2 separate regions of the Mus musculus genome follow, and region 1 is linked to region 2. A link is a loop called in an ENCODE intact Hi-C map of the cell type or tissue named here. Cell type or tissue: left cerebral cortex. All regions are shown on one strand.

The links. Hi-C counts contacts between places; a loop is a spot of excess contacts. Peaks named below come from ENCODE experiments on the same cell type or tissue, not always from the same donor. Only the 100,000 strongest peaks of a DNase experiment are listed, where the experiment ranks them.
Region 1: a loop joins it to region 2, with 2.2 times the contacts of the local background. A loop is called at or near these places in 2 of 42 quality-filtered maps.

The regions. Positions count from the first base shown.
Region 1 is chr11:116,451,983-116,459,982 of GRCm38, forward strand. It overlaps Qrich2 (glutamine rich 2), which reads right to left and starts at 2,365. Exons shown (of 14, transcript NM_001033267.2): 1 at 2,083-2,365; 2 at 1,557-1,671. The coding sequence starts at 1,601. In left cerebral cortex, no CTCF peak of the experiment used is centred here; no DNase peak of the experiment used is centred here.
Region 2 is chr11:116,103,919-116,111,918 of GRCm38, forward strand. It overlaps Trim47 (tripartite motif-containing 47), which reads right to left and starts at 6,317. Exons shown (of 6, transcript NM_172570.5): 1 at 5,616-6,317; 2 at 4,348-4,443; 3 at 3,860-4,090; 4 at 3,506-3,704; 5 at 3,014-3,085; 6 at 1,832-2,723. The coding sequence starts at 6,302. The coding sequence ends at 2,083. In left cerebral cortex, CTCF peaks have their summits at 3,374 (motif pointing left) and 7,356 (motif pointing right); DNase peaks (open chromatin) are centred at 4,933 and 6,417; H3K4me3 peaks cover 2,272 bases; H3K27ac peaks cover 2,710 bases.

The DNA of each region.
Region 1 (8,000 bases), 350 kb after region 2:
CACGCGTGTTCACATCAGCACGAATCCTAGTAGCTAGGAGAAGCAACCCAGCTGTCCACCTGATGGGTAGAGGGAGAACCTTCTATTGGCCACAGAATAGATTATTTTGAGTCACAATGAAAGTGGACGCCAGAGTTGGAAAGACAGCTCAGTGTCTAAGGGCACTTACTGCTCCCTAAGGGGACCTGGATTCAGCACCTGCATGGTGGCTCATCTATGACTCCAGGGGACCTGATGCCCTTTTCTGGGACTCCAAGAGGACTCCACACATGTGGTGCACATACGTGAGGGCAAAAGTTCCAAAGCATGCAATAAAATAAAAGACAGAGTGTCGAAGAGCTGGCTCCGCGATTAAGCGCATGCGCTGCTCATCCAGTGGACCCGGGCTCAGGTCCCAGCATCCACATCAGGGGGTCACTTGTAACTCCAGCTCCAGGGGTCCTGTGCCTCAGAATTCCCTGAGCAACTCTCCTCCCCTCACGCATGCACACACTCACACATTACTAAAAGTAATTGTCAAACAAGATTGACACCATAGAGAAGCTACTGAGGGGCAGGAAGCGCTCCTGGGGCCTCTCAGCCTCACAAAGAAGTATGGGCAAGCCAGGAATACTGAGATCAGGAGAGCGTCTTCTCTAGGGGAATCATGCCAATATCAATGGCCAGTCCTGACAACATACGGACGAGGAACACTACACGGAACGAGCAGGATGCACTTTTATATTTTTACACACACACACACACACACACACACACACACACACACACACACACAGAATGGAAGAAAAAGAAGCCATGAATTTGAAAGAGAACAACCAAGTGTATATAGGACAGCTTGTGGGAAGGAAGAAAGGGAAGGAGGAAATGATGTAAAATGTTAACTTATTAAAAAAATAACAAAATATGATTAAAAGGTGTTTTTGTTTGTTTGTTTTGCTCTTTTGGGTTGTTTGTTTGTTTGTTTGTTTGTTTGTTTTAGGACACGGTTTCTCTGTACAGCTCTGGCTGTCCTGGAAGTCACCCTGTAGACCAGGCTGGCTTTGAACTCAGAGATCTGCTTGCCTCCGCCTCCCTAGTGCTGGAACTGAAGATGTGTTTTATGATATATAAATTAAAGGAAATACACAGTAGGAATCGGGCAGGAGAAGAGCCTGTATCAGGCAGGGGAGGAGCCTGTATTTCAACTCCTGCATTGGTGCCCCTGCTCGGACCCAGCTGAGCGGCAGTCAAGTGCTCCCACTGTTCTGCACTGCTTTGGATGCCCTCCGAGGCCTGTGCATTTGAACACTTGGTCCATGGCTGTTGATTCCTTTGTGTTGGTGGAAATGTAGCCTGCCAGTCTCCGGCTCTGGCAGCCAGACTTGCCTATCCTTCCTTGCCGTGAAGGGCTAATCTTCTCGAAGTCCCTTTTCGTCATGGTATTTTATCACAGCAACAGAAAAGTGACTCCACACCCCCCCCCCCCATGGCTGGTCTCCAGGTTGGTGAGGGCTAGGTTGCCAACCCTCTACCCTGACCCTGGGAGGGGCCCTGGACCTTGGCCACAGACTGTTCACCTGATCCTGTAGGTAAAGAGACGCCTCAGAGACAGAGTTCTCCATGGTGGCCTTGCCTCGGTCCTGGCTCTCTCTCAGCTCGTTCAGCTCCTTCTCGATGTCAGACACGGTGACTCTGGAGCGGTCAGAGAGCAGCTCGTCCCACCACTGCCCAGAACCCTTTGCTCAGAAGAGCAGAGGCCTGGCTGTGGGACACACAGCACAATAAGGCCACCAGGAGCCTCTGTCTAGGGATCCCAAGTCAGAGAGGGGGTGGTGTGGTGGGTCATAGCCCAAGGAGGGACACTGGCGTTCCTCCCAGTCCTGGTGCTGCCATTTTAGGAATGTTGAGGTGGGGGGAGTCCTTCTACCAGATCTTGTAAAGACTAGGACACCCTGAGGAGCCGGTACAATCCAGATGAGAGACAATGACCATTGCCGGATGTGGGGAGGTGGAAGGCTGCCTCTATACCTGAGCCTTAACCATGAGGCCAGATGCACCACCCTACCCCACCACCCCACCCCCGAGGTGGCGAAGGAGTGTCACCTGAGGATGCCCAGCTGCAAGCTCAGATGGTTAGGTTTCACTCCCTTCCCTCCGGTGGTGTCAGCAGCACTGTCCACAAACTTCTGTATCTTCTCTAGCTACAAGCATAGAGGAAGCCAGGTGTCAGACAGGCCTGAGTGGCGGCTTCCCGAAGGCCGCCGACTGCTTGTTCAGCCCCTCTTCTATCTCATGGGTGAGGCGGTGGGTACCCAGCAGCCTCCTGCAATGGCCTCCATCGCTAGAGAGTTCCTAACAGTGCTCGCGATTGTTAACTTAGAACTACGGAAGCCGACCCTCCCATACGCACTTTTGCCTTGTCCTGCCGAACTTCCTTGTTCAACGTCTTTAGGCTCTTCAGCTGCTCTGCCAGGTCCTGGGGTATGGTCTTTTTGACTACGGGATATGGAGGCCAGCATCAGGGAGTAGGATTCCCTTTGGGCTCTTTAATCTGTTTTACAGTCTTTCAATAATGAACTGAGCCCAGAGGTCAAGTCAGTAGATTACTTGATCCTGTTTTCACTGGATCAAGTAATTGGGCAAGGAGGTAGAAGAGGAGAGGACACGTGTCTTTCAACATGGTGTTTGACTGCTAGGTATCTATCTCCTGCTGCCTCTGCCATCTCTAGCTACTACTAGAGCTGTGACTGGGTAGTGGTGAGCTTCGTTCTGCAGCTCTCCCCCTGACGCCCCCCCTCCCCCCGTGCTATGCTCTCACCTTGCACACCTTCATCTCTGCTGCCCTGACAAAGGCCCAGAAGCCTGCTTCATGCCTCTCTCAAGTCTACCCCAATCCTGCTGGCTTGGTCTCACACTCTGCTATATACACATCTGGCCTCCCCACAGGCTGCTGCTGCCGCCGCCACCTGTGGAGTCAGGTCTGGGTAGGAGTGTGTTCTGCCCCAGGGAGAGAGGGAGCGAGGCTACTTTCCCTCTGTGGCAAAGGATGCTCACCTATCATTGTGATCAGGTACTGGATTTTCTCGAAGTCAGTCTGGCCGGCCAGTTCCTCGTCCAAGTCTTTCAACTGTTCCTTCAGTTCTAAATAGAGGGAGATGAGCTCCCCGATCAGGCGCAGTGTTTCCACCGCCATGGGGAAGCTTGGAGGCAGTGACTCCTGCCGCTGCTGCTCTCGACGAGTCTCGCTTACTGATGAGAACTGCTGGAGATAGTTCCAGGAATCCTGAGTCCTGGAGTCGGTGATAACTTGTTCTGGGGCAGTTGGGGCAGCCGAGTCAAGGTGACTTAGCTCCCAAGAGACCTGGGTATCCACCTCAACTCTCTGGACTTCTTCAGGCAGGCCAGCCTCTTCTATATCATACTGAACTTCAACTGTCCTTGTCTTGGCTTTTTGACCTGAGATCCGATGGACCCCTTCAGGAAGTATACCTTGCCTGGTTTGGAGTGCTGTAGGAAGCTGATATAACTGGGGCAATTGTGGTTGCTGAGGTTCAACCTCCATTGTTGGAAAGCGAAGGTCTATGCTTGGTGTTACAAAGTCTGGCTGAGTTGGAGTGGGTTGTCTGAAACCACGTGGAAGTGTAGCAGGTTGAAATATACCACGAGGAAATATACCAGGGTGAATAAAAGGAGGTGGGGCCAAGTCAGGCTGACCCAAACCCTGAGGGCCTGCACCAGGCTCAACCATCCCAGGCTGTATCCTGTCCAGCCTAGCTGCCCCAGGCTGTAAGAAACCAGGCTGATCTGCCCCAGGCTGTAAGAAACCAGGCTGATCTGCCCCAGGCTGCAACAAACCAGGCTGATCTGCCCCAGGCTGCAACAAACCAGGCTGATCTGCCCCAGGCTGCAACAAACCAGGCTGATCTGTCCCAGGCTGCAACAAACCAGGCTGATCCATGCCAGGCTGCAGTAAGCCACGCCTTTCTTCCCCTAGCTGCTCCATGCCAGGCTGCACCAAACCAAGTTGAGCTGCACCTGGCTGCATCAGGCCATACGGAGTCAGGAGAGACTGCACCAGGCCTCGACGGCTTGTACTAGGCTGCACCTGCCTAGGCTGAAGAGTTTCAGGCTGCACCGGGCCTCTCTGATCCGTGATAGGCTGCACCATCCTAGACTGAGCCAGTCCAGCCTGCAGCGGACCACCCTGATCCACGACAGGCTGGACTAACCTAGGCAAAACTCCTCTGGGTTGCAAGAAGTTACGCTGAAGATCAGAAGGGTCCACAAAACCATACTGGTACATTCTAGGCTGTACCAAGCCACGTTGGTCCATGCCAGGCTGCATAAAAGCACTCTGGTCCACTATAGGCTGTGCCAAGCCAAACTTGTCCTCACTAGGTGCTCCAGGTTGTGCCAAGTCAGGTTGTGCCACACCCTGCCGGGCCTTGCCAGGGTGTGCCACACCCTGCCGGGCCTTGCCAGGGTGTGCCACACCCTGCCGGGCCATGCCAGGGTGTGCCACACCCTGCCGGGCCATGCCAGGTTGTGCCAAACCCTGCCGGGCCATGCCAGATTGTACCAAACCCTGCTGAGCCATTCCACCTTGGGCTAAACCACTCTCATCTGCACCAGGTTGTACTAAATCACGACGACTCATTCCAGGTTGTATCCACTCAACTTGACCTACTCCAGGTTGCATCAAAGCGCGCTGACTGTCACTAGGTTGGAGTAAACCACGTGCTACACCGGGCTGCACAAAACCATATCGATCAACTCTTGGCTGAACCAAACCATACTGACCTATACCAGGTTGGCCCAAGCCAAGTGAGTATGCAACAGGCTGCCCCCAACCACTAGGAAGTATACCAGGCTGGACCATGCCAGGCTGAACTGCACCTGATTGCAACACACCAGGCTGAACTGGACCTTGCTGGACCATGCCAGGCTGAACTGCACCTGCTTGCAACACACCAGGCTGAACTGGACCTTGCTGGACCATGCCAGGCTGAACTGCACCTGCTTGCAACACACCAGGCTGAACTGGACCTTGCTGGACCATGCCAGGCTGAACTGCACCTGCTTGCAACACACCAGGCTGAACTGGACCTTGCTGGACCATGCCAGGCTGAACTGCACCTGCTTGCAACACACCAGGCTGAACTGCACCTGCTCGAAACACACCAAGCTGAACTGCACCCGGCTGGACCATGCCAAGCTGAACTGCACCGGCTCGCAACACACCAGGCTCAACTGCACCCGGCTGGACCATGCCAAACTGAACTGCACCTGCTTGCAACACGCCAGGCTGAACTGCACCTAGCTGGACCATGCCAGGCTGAACTGAACCCGGCTGGACCATGCCAGGCTGAGCTGCACCCGGATGGACCATGCCAGGCTGAGCTGCACCTGCTTGCAACACACCAGGCTGAACTGGACCCTGCTGGACCATGCCAGGCTGAACTGCACCTGCTTGCAACACACCAGGCTGAACTGCACCTGCTTGCAACACACCAGGCTGAGCTGCACCTGGCTGGACCAAGCCAGGCTGAGCTGCACCTGGCTGGACCAAGCCAGGCTGAGCTGCACCTGGTTGCAACACACCAGGCTGAACTGCACCTGGTTGCAACACACCAGGCTGAACTGCACCTGGTTGCAACACACCAGGCTGAACTGCACCTGGTTGGACCATGCCAGGCAGAACTCCACGTGGTTGTGCCAGGCCAGGCAGAATTCCATGTGGTTGTGCCATATCAAGCTGATCTACATCAGGCTGCACCAAACTCCAGGCTGTACCAGGCTGTACCAGACCAAGCTGATCCATTCCAGGTTGAAGCAAACCATCCTGACTTGCACCAACTTGCATCAACCCAGGTGCATATGCACCTGGCTGCACCAGCCCGGGCTGAACTGCACCAGGTTGTCTCAGCTCCTGCTGATCCATTCCAACTTGTACTAAGTCACGTTGATCTACACTAGGCTGTACCCAACCGGGCAGATATGCACCAGGCTGTACCCCGCCACTCTGATCTGTGCTTGGTTGAACCCAAACAGGCTGCCCTGTGTCTGTTTGTATTAGACCTTGCTGATCTGCACCAAGTTGTGCCAAACTAAGTGGAAATGCACCAGGTTGAATCAAGCTAGGCTGATCTACACCAGGAGGCACCAAATGTTGGTCTGTGCCAGGCTGTATCAAACCACCCGAAACTGTGCTAGGTTGTCCTAAACCTTGCTGACCTGCCCTAGACTGTGCCAGACTCTGCTGTTCTACCTCAATGGGCACTGAACTACGTTTCTCTGCAAGAGCCTGCAATGAAGCCCGCCGTTCTGTCCCTACAGGCACTGAACTGCGCCGATCTAAACCAGGCTGCGCTACACCACGCTGCTCTACCCTGAGCTGTTCTGCACCAGGTTGTATAAAGCGTGACGTTAAGCTGGACTGTCTAAAACCTTGTTGATCTGTACTAACTTGCATCAAACCAAGTGACACCAAGGTACGTTCATCTGAAAGAGATGGAGAGAATGCACGTTGGTCTGTACCAGGTGTTACCAAACCCCGCTGATCCATATGTTGTGGGGGCAGTCCTTGCTGGCCTGTGCCTGGTATCGGCAATCCATGCTGATCTACGCCTACTGCTATCAACCCTTGCTGAGCCGTGGGCCATGGTCCCTGACCACTGTCACGCACAGCAGCCTGTTCCGTGCCCTCTCGGTCCATTCCAGGAAGCATCATGCCTTGCTGATACGTGCTAGGTGGAACTGTACCAAGCTGGATTGTACTCAGTTTTTTCAGTTCCTTGTCAGGTCCTGATGGTGGCAGCCCACCACTCTGAGCTTTATCAACAGGTACTAATTCCTGGCCATACATTTCGGGGGGCTTTACACCAAGCTGACCCGTAGTGGTGGGCATCACAGCGTCTATCAATCTAGGCTGATCCATGCCAAATGGTTCCGTCCTGGGTATCCCACCACGTTGAGTCTGACCAGGGAGTTGCTCATCTCTTCTTGCATATGTCTGGCGATCTGTCTCGGATATGACCTGGGATGGCTCACGGGCCATATCCCGAAATGCAGTAGTAGATCTGCTTTGATCTCTGCTGGAGATTCTTTCTATACCACCAGTGGAATCCAGAGCCTGGTCAGCAGCTCTGAGAAACATTCCACTCGGAAGGAGGTCACTTGAGGTAAATTTGTGCTTGCCAACGGTTGCTGTGGACGAATCCGAGCTCTGGGTAACGAGAAAGGGAAACTGATTACAACCACTAAGAAGCTGAACGGAAGGCCGTCTTGGATACTTGACTGGGATGATTTAAGACTGTTGCAGTGAAGCAACCCTGTATGTGTGTGTGCGCACGCGTGTTTGTGTGTGATTTTGTTATATTTGTGTGTGAGTGTGTGCCTATGTGTGTGAGAGAAAAGAGAGAGAGAGAGAGAGAGAGAGATGGGTGGATGTTGGGGATAAACCTGGGCCTTGCAAATGTTAGCTCCTCTACTACTAAGCCATATTCCAAGCCCTTTGGTTTTACTCTTTATCTCAAGGCAGGGTCTCCATAAATTGAACTCATGCTGTAGCCTAGGCAAGCCTTCAGCTGTTGGTCTTTCTGCTTCAATAGTTGGGATTACCAGCCTGCTAGATTTTGTTGTTGTTGTTGTTGTTTGCTTTAAGACAGAGACTTGAATTCCCTATGTAGCTGACAATAACAAACTTCTGATCCTCCTGCCTCCGTCTCTGGAGTGCTGAGATTACAGCAATCACCCCATGCCCACTTCATCTGTGCTGGGGGGCTGATCTCAGCCCTTTGTGCATGAGCAGCAAGCATTCTACCAACTAAGCTACAGCCACAACCCCTGAACTTGCTTTTTATGACAACCCCCAAGGTCAGCCTTGAACTTACAACCTTCCTTCCATACGTACTATGTCCTTCCATATAGCTGTTCTCTGTCCCGCTGCCTCTTACAGAGGCCTTTTGTGATGAAGTCTTTTCTGCAAGATCCAGGGGACTCTCCCTCAAGATCCTGGACTT
Region 2 (8,000 bases):
GGGGGGGGGGGCAAGACAACACAGGTGGTCTAGGGATGCCAGGGTTCTGTGGAGGACGGAGGCTGTTTGCAGGTGAGAAAAAGACTCTAGGAAGCCCCAGCTGCCCATTGAGTGGGATGGTGGAACAGCCTCCTGACAGTCCCTTGGTTGGATGCAGAGGGACCTGTGGGACCTGTGGCTGCCATGGGAACAGGGTTGAGAACACAACCCAGCAGGAGCAGGGAGGCCCCACCCGGAAAAAAAACATCCTGGCCCGGCTGCCCTGCCCGGGGCCAGGCAGGCTCTGTGGGAGGGGTTATTTTTAGCAGTTTAGGCGGCTGGGGCTGGACTTGTATGGCCTTGCTGTCTGGCTGCATAACTCACCCATTGTCCTGTCTGACCTTGGATAGCTGCTGGGAGGCCTCTCTGGCTGCCCCTTACCCCCCTGGGAGACATCTGGGGCACAGAGAATCTAGAGAGGGAACTGGCCTGGAAATTCAGCCTCCTTCTGTAGCCCCAGGTTATCCCAGACAGGGTGGCGAGTTTCTGGGGTGGTGGAGGGCGCTGAGCCTTCCTGGAAACCAGCCAGAGGCTCTCCCAAGGCACTGGAAAAGTGCTGTGTCACAGGTGCGACGACAGAGGACACAGACCCCTTTATTGTAGATGTTTTTTCATTTCCACGCACACCCAGGGTGGAGTGTGTGTGTGTGTGTGTGTGTGTGCTCGCGCACGAGCGCGAGAGCATGAAAGCTCAGGTTGTCTTTGCATTTCTCTCCCACACCCAAGCACCCTGCTCAGCTCTTGGCTTTGGGTGTGTGACTTCTGTGTTTAATTCTGGATACAGTACACTCAAAGTAAGTCCAGAATTGGCTTGTGGCACCAAGGATGAGAAATACTTATCTTACCTAGAGCCAGGGTGCTGCTGAAGGACAGGACACAGGTAGGTCCTTCCTCCTGAGTCAGGGAATCTTATTCTCCTGCCTGCTCACTCTGACTTTTTGTTTTGTTTTTTTTTTTTGTTTCATTTTTGTTTGTTTTGATGTGTGTGTGTGTGTGTGTGTGTGTGTGTGTGTGTGTGTAAGGTCTCAGATGTCATATTCAGAAATTATTTCTTACCTGAAGCTCACCTATTACTTTAGGCTAGTACCCAGTGAGCCCCAGTGACCTGTCTCTCTCTCTCTCTCCCTCCCTCCCCCCTCCCTCCTCCCCCTCTCTTTCTCCAATGTGGACATTACATTCTTTTCAATGTATGAAAAAGGTATGATTCTTTCTAGGGGCTCGAACTCAGGTCCTCTTGATCTTCTGTAGCAAGCGCTTTATCAGCTGTGCTATCTCCCAGCCCTCATCTGTTTTGCTCTGTGTTGCACTTATTTGTATCTATTTACTGTGTATGCATGAGTGCCTGCCTGTGCTTGTGGCTTAGGCACCAGGGCAGAGTCAGAGAACAAGTTGCAAGAGGCAGTTCTCTTCTCTCTCTCTCTCTCTCTCTCTCTCTCTCTCTCTCTCTCTCTCTCTCTCTCTCTCTCTCTTTCTCTGTGTGTGTTTTTGGAGACAGGGTTTCTCTGTGTAGCCTTGGCTATCCTGGAACTCACTTTGTAGACCAGGCTGACCTGGAACTCAGAAATCTGCCTGTCTCTGCAGCCCAAGTGCTGCGATTAAAGGTGTGTGCCAACCACGCCCGGCGAGGCAGTTCTCTTTTTCTACTATGTATGGCCCAGGCGTCAAACTCCAGTCCTAAAACTTGGCCGCAAGCACCTCTACTGGCAGAGCCATCTTGCCTGCCCCTATCCCCAGATCTTGAATGCTGAGAAGTCATAGGAGTTTCTGGAAGATGAGGAATGAAAGGGGGAATCATTCATTTAACAAATGTTTATTGAGCACCTACTGTGTGCCAGGTAGTTCTAGAGACCTGGAAAAGAAGGGGCTGGGGCAGACTGGAGTTGTCCCAGCTAAAGATCTGTTCTCAAAACAAGTCCTGCAAAGTGGAAGGTCTAGAAGGCCTCAAGAAGTGAGGTGGCTAGGAGTGTGGGAGTCTCTGAGGCTAGTGCCTTCCCCTAGCAAATATGGGCAACGGCGCCACAGGATGACCCAGCCGGGCGTGCATCACCTCCTCTTCAGCACGGTTATGCACGATTTCTTGAGAGGTCCAATCTGCAGATGGGCGTCCACACTCTCCAGGAAGAAGGCAGGCTTGAGCCTGTGGTTGAAGAGCCCGGAAAAATGGCTGTCCAGGCGACTCTGAAAAGGGTCAGTGGGGGAGGCCAGAGCACCGCTGCGGCGAGGCCGGGAGGCTTTGAGCCTCCGAAGAAGGCTCAGCTTTCCGTCTCGGACAGCATAGAAGGCCAGGGCATGGTCTGCATACTCTAGGCAGACCCCGACTGTAGGCGAAAAGGCATGGGGTAGCGGGGCCTCCAGCCCGCAGAACCAGACTGAGAAGCCACGCCCATTCCACTGCAGACAGCATGAGTGTGCATTGCGGCCCAGCCGGCCCCGGTCATAGGGCTCTTGCGGGGAGAAGCCCTCGGCCATGACTCCCACACTGACCCATCCTTCGATGATCTCCACCTCCCAGTAGTAGGTGCCCCGGTCCAGGGCGCCCTCTCCTAGCACCTGCTCGCAGTGTGTGAAGCGGGTGGGTGACTCCGGGTAGTTGATGGGACACAGTACTCTCTTGACACCTTTAGTTCCAAAAAGCTGCAGGAACTTGTCCGCGGTGTCGCTGTCCAGGTCCACGATGTAGGCAACTGACCCCAGGGACGGGAGAGAGACGCAGATCACAGCCAGGCTCAATTTAGAGATTGTTCCCCGGCACCCCACCCCCACCCCCGCCCCAGCTAACCCTCCCCCAAACACAGCCAAGTCCCTTCTTTAGGACTGGTGAGACTCAGAACTAATGGAGACCACCCATGGAGATGACCTTGTTCGCCCCAGAGACTAAGGAGAGGGCTCCCAAGCTCTGTGGTCCCTCCCAGACCCTGTTTCTGAAGCCTAGCAGCTAAGCCTGCCCCTTGGTAGCAGCAGGCTGGCTACTTACACTTGAGGAAGTAATCCCTGGGGGCCTCACTCTCCAGCAGGCTGGTACTGTCAGGGTCCTGGGACTCCACATCTGCTGCAGGGGAGGGAAGAGGTGGTGGAAAAGCCATCTCTCTAGAATACCTGTGGCTGCAGGACTACCCTTGGTAGTGCCCCACCCCTGCCTGTGGATCTAATTCCCTCCTACCCTTCCCTCCTCCCAAAGCCCCCAGCCACCTGGTGACAGACACCCATATGGGGGGGACGACCATGTTCTCCTGCAGATGTGGTGCTTGAGCGCCCCCCCCCCAACCCTAACCCCGAATGCAGGGCCTTGATCTCTGTAAAGTCCATGGGTGAGTTAGAAGACTCCCCTCTGCCCCCTGGAGGCATAGCTTCAGTTCCTGGCAGGATTACGGCCCTGCCACTCTCCCTCCTTCATGCCTGGATGGACACCAGATCTGGGGGCCCGGAAGGTCCATCTGGGGGAAGTGAGTCATAATGGAGCACCCACCTTCTGAGCCGAGTTTCTGTAGCCCATCCTCATTGCTGCCCAGCCCCCGCAGCTGCTCCCACTGGCTGGCACAGGCTGAGATGAGGGTGTCTCTCACCGCTTTGACCACCTGGGAGGACTTGGTGAAGCTGAGTTCCCTGGGGGGCCCAGGCCCGGGGCCGCACCCCTCCTCCAGGGCCAGCCGTAGTGCCAGGAGCTCCTGTGCCAGACAAATGCCCAGTAAGTCTGCTGGCCACAGTGTCTCGCCACCAGGGAAGGTAGCAACTATCCTGGAAGGCCAGGTACCCATCCTGGCTGCCATTGTTTCTCAACCCCGCCCCATCTCTTCAATTATGGCTCCTGAGCCGCCCTCACCTGGAGAAAGCTGACTGAATCCGCCTCTGGAACCTGACCGAGGTTGTGCCGTGCCTTGCTTAGGCGGCTGCGCTGTTCCTCTTGTCTACGCAGGTCACCCTGGGACCGGCCCAACATTGTGGCCTCTCCCTCTTCGATGAACCCCATCACCTCGTTCTGGAAACTCTGAAGGGTGGCTGTGGCCTCGGCAAACATCTGGCTCACCCTCTCCCGCTCTGCCACAGCTGCACTCTGCAGGAGAGAGCAGAGGAGACAACAGTGAGGGCAAAGACCGGGCCTGCCCGCTGTCTCCGTCCCTGACTGCTTGTGCCCACCCAGCCCCCACCCAGCCCCAGCCTGCTCTGGGTCTGAGCCAGGTTGCAGGAAACAAGGTGTTCCTGCTTAGTGGGGACGAGCACGTCTAGAGTGGGCGGCACCACAGTGAGAGCTTGTGGTGATTTCAGAGGCCTGCTTCAGGGGTGCACAGGGGGATTGGGGTGGGCGCGGACCTTGATGAGGGCCACAGTACGGCGGGACTGTGCGATGCCGGCACCCAGTTCATCCATGCGGTCCTCCGCAGCGCTCAGGACTTTGGACTGCTCCACCTGTGGACCAGGTTTTGTGAGATTGGTGTCTGTCAAAGGTCCCCGGAACTGCATCAGATCTCAGAATTTGGGGGGCTAGGTAGTGACATTTGTGAATGAAGGGAACGGAAATGGCCGTGAAGTCCCAGAATATCCCCAAGGCAGCTCTGGCCCAAGCTGGTGCCATTTCCAAATGCCTGGCAAGGAAGCAGGTTGTGGGCATATGACAACCTGTTGACCAGAGAAGCCAGTATAGGGCCACCTATGATTCTCTATTTGGGATTGTTTTCCCCCTGGGGAAGAGGCAAAGTGTGAGAGGGTGGGGTAGGGTGTGACGTGACGGAACCAGAAAAGAGGACACTAAATAGTCCTGGGGATTAGTCTCAAAAGAGCCTTCACCCCCAATCCAGCTCTGAAAAATGGGGATTCCGGGCAAATCCCTCGGCTCTAATGAGTCACAGCTCCAGGCAGGAGAGGCGGAAAATCCCAAAGCCAGAGGCGCCAAGACCGGGATGGAGGCCAAAGGAAACTGGGGGTGGGAGGTAGCGGGACACTGGGCACATGCTCCCCACGGCCCCAGAGCATTCGGACAGAGGAGATCTGTGTGACCAGCCCAAACTCCGTCGCTCTCCTGGTGCCCGCCACACCCATACAAAGTGGCTGACTCAATTCAGGACGAATCTGAATTGAAGAGGGCATCAGCTACGGGGCCCCGCCCGCACCCAGCGACTCCTGACCCCCACGGCTTCTGAGGGCCTAATGCGGATCCCTCTCTCGCTTTACACTTACACTAATCTAGCTAAAGCGCTCTCTCTCTCTCTCTCTCTCTCTCTCTCTCTCTCTCTCTCTCTCTCTCTCGGCTTTTTGCCACTCTTTCATCTTACTAGTCCCTCCCGACTCTCTTTCCATCCACACCAGCCCCAGCAAATGACAGTGTAGACCGGAAGAGGTTGCAAAGATTCTCAGGCTAGAGGAGGAAACTAAGGCAGAGCCTATTGAGTCAGAGAGATGAAGCCCATGTAAAGGCAGGAGGAGAGAACCAACCCCACAAAGTTGCTTCCTTCATCTCCATGTGCACAGCCATAATGATAAAACAAATATATAACAGACACACCCGGATAAGAGTGAGGGACTAAATAGCTCTAGTGTCCCTCCTGTCACCCATCTCCACGTGTCGACTCAAGGTGCCCCACCTCCTGAAGCGCGCGCTCCTGCTCCAGCGGCACGAGCTCGTGGCCGCGATGGTCCTGAGTGGCACAGGCCTCGCAAAGGCACACACGCTCCACGCGACAGTAGCGCTCCAGAGGCCGCAGGTGGCGCGGACACAGGCTCTCCTCAAGTCGGCGCAGCGGGGGCACCAGGCGGTGGCCGCGCAGGGCGGGGCTGCGTTCGTGGGGGGCCAGATGCGCGGAGCAGAAGGAGGCGAGGCAGGAGAGGCAAGAGAGCGCGGCGGGCAGGGCGGCGCCCTCGGGGCACGCGTCGCAGCGCACCGGCTCCTCACCCGCGGGCCACTGCTCCGGCGCGCAGGGAGCCGATGGTTCCGGAGCCGGAGGTGGTGCGCTGGGCGCGGAGGGCTCGGGCGTGGCGCCCCGGGTCGATCCTGAAGCCGGGGCGGACATGGGTCCCGGGACCGAGCCCTGGCGGAGCTGCAGCAACTCGGACAGCGTGTGGTTCTTGCGGAGCTGCAGGCCGTCGGGGAAAGGCTCCTGACAAAGTGGACAGCGAGCTGGACCTCCGGAACCACCGGTGCCGCCCGCGCTCCGGTGCGGCCAGAGAGCGCCCAGGCAAGCGAGGCAGAAGTTGTGGCCGCAGGGTAGTGTCACCGGCTCCCGGAGCGGTTCCAGGCAGATGGGGCAGCTGAAAGGCCCGCTGCCGTCCATGGCTCCGCCGCTACCCGGGCACCGCCTGTGCTGCTCCCGCCTGGGAGGGACCTGGGACGGTTCGCGCCCGGCACCGCCCCTTGGGACCCTGGCCAAGGGTCCGGCCCCCTCCTACCCCTCCGCAGCTCTGCTCGCCCCAGCGCGGCTCGCCACCGCCGCACCCACCGGTCAGCAGACGCCGCGAGGCCGGCCAGCCCTCCAGGGGAGCACGACCCTCTTGAGACTTCTACCCAGCGTGGGCGGAGGCGGTGGGACTGCCAGAGGATTGTGAAAAGGAGAGGACCCGGAGCGAGAATGTGAGGGGATTCATGGGGAGGAGGCTGAGAGGACATTCGATCCTCCATCCTCTATCCTGGTCAGCCAGGTGCCATGGTGGGCGTGCACAGCCATGTAGCCAGCGCCTTTCCCTCCAGACCCCTCCCAGGTACAGTTAGCCAAGTTCCCTGAGTTGCTGACATACAGAAAAACTTACTGCTGGTATGTGTCTGTTTTGACCTCTTAGCGACTGTGTTTACCCGCGCTGGGGAACTTAGCCTTGTCTAGATCTGAAATGGGAAGCTGACATCACTTGACAAATCCCTTGTCTGAGGAATTTACTTCCGTTCATGGATACTCGCGGGTGCCTGTAGTTCCCCAAAAGGAGACACTGGTTAAGGCCTGCCCAACTATGCATTTAGAACAGTGCGTCTAGTTGCAAGGACTTGTGCTTGAGATTTAGTCTCTGTATGTAGCCCAGAGTGACCTAGAACTCTTCATCCTCCTGCCTCAGCCTCCTGAGTGCTGGGATCACAGGCTTATGGCTTCTTCGTGTTGTTTCTGGGATAGGTCTTTCTTACATAGCCTTGGTTAGCCCAGAGCTTATGTTGGCCTTGATTCCCATGCCTCCACTTCTCCAGTATTGAGATTCCAGGTGCAGGCCACCATGTCGGGTAAACTGACATTGTAATAATGCAATAATGTTAAGCTTTAAACTATGTAGAATCAAATTGTCAAAATTATTTTAGTAGTTATTTTATATGCGCACACTGTTGCTGTCTTCAGACACACCAGAAGAGGGCGCTGGATCCCATTACAGATGGTTGTGAGCTACCATGTGGTCAGTGCTCCTAACCGTTGAGCCATCTCTCCAGGCCCTTATTATTGTTATTATTATTATTATTATAGAGTGGAGCCCACAGTTGGTAAAGTGTAAGGGCCTGAGTTAGATTCTAGCCCCTGGTTAAAGGCTGAGCATGGTGTCCAAAACCAAACGAATAAACAAAGTGGGTGGAATAGTGTTGTTACAACCCTCGATAAAAAAATAAGCATCCATGTGCCCATGTGATAGTTACCTGTAACTATCAGCAGAATCCCAAATAATTCCTGTAGGCTCTCCAAAGTGACTCCTTGTCTGTGTGCTAAGCACGATGGCTTCTGAAGGCACCGAGCGAGCGAGCACTCTCTCAGTGGGAACACTGACACAGCTTACCCAGACAGTCAGAGTGATCATCAGCCATGGTCAGCCGTACCATAGCATGGAGTCTTTGATGATGGGATGGGACGGGGTGACAAATGAGCTACCTTGCTCATGTACCTACATGTGCCCTCCCAAGTGCCACCATCACATCTGTGTGTCACCATGCCATGGTGTACACGTCCATTTGCGAGGCTGTAGACAAGGCTCATCCGTTAAGAGCACTGGTTATTTCTGCTGAGGAC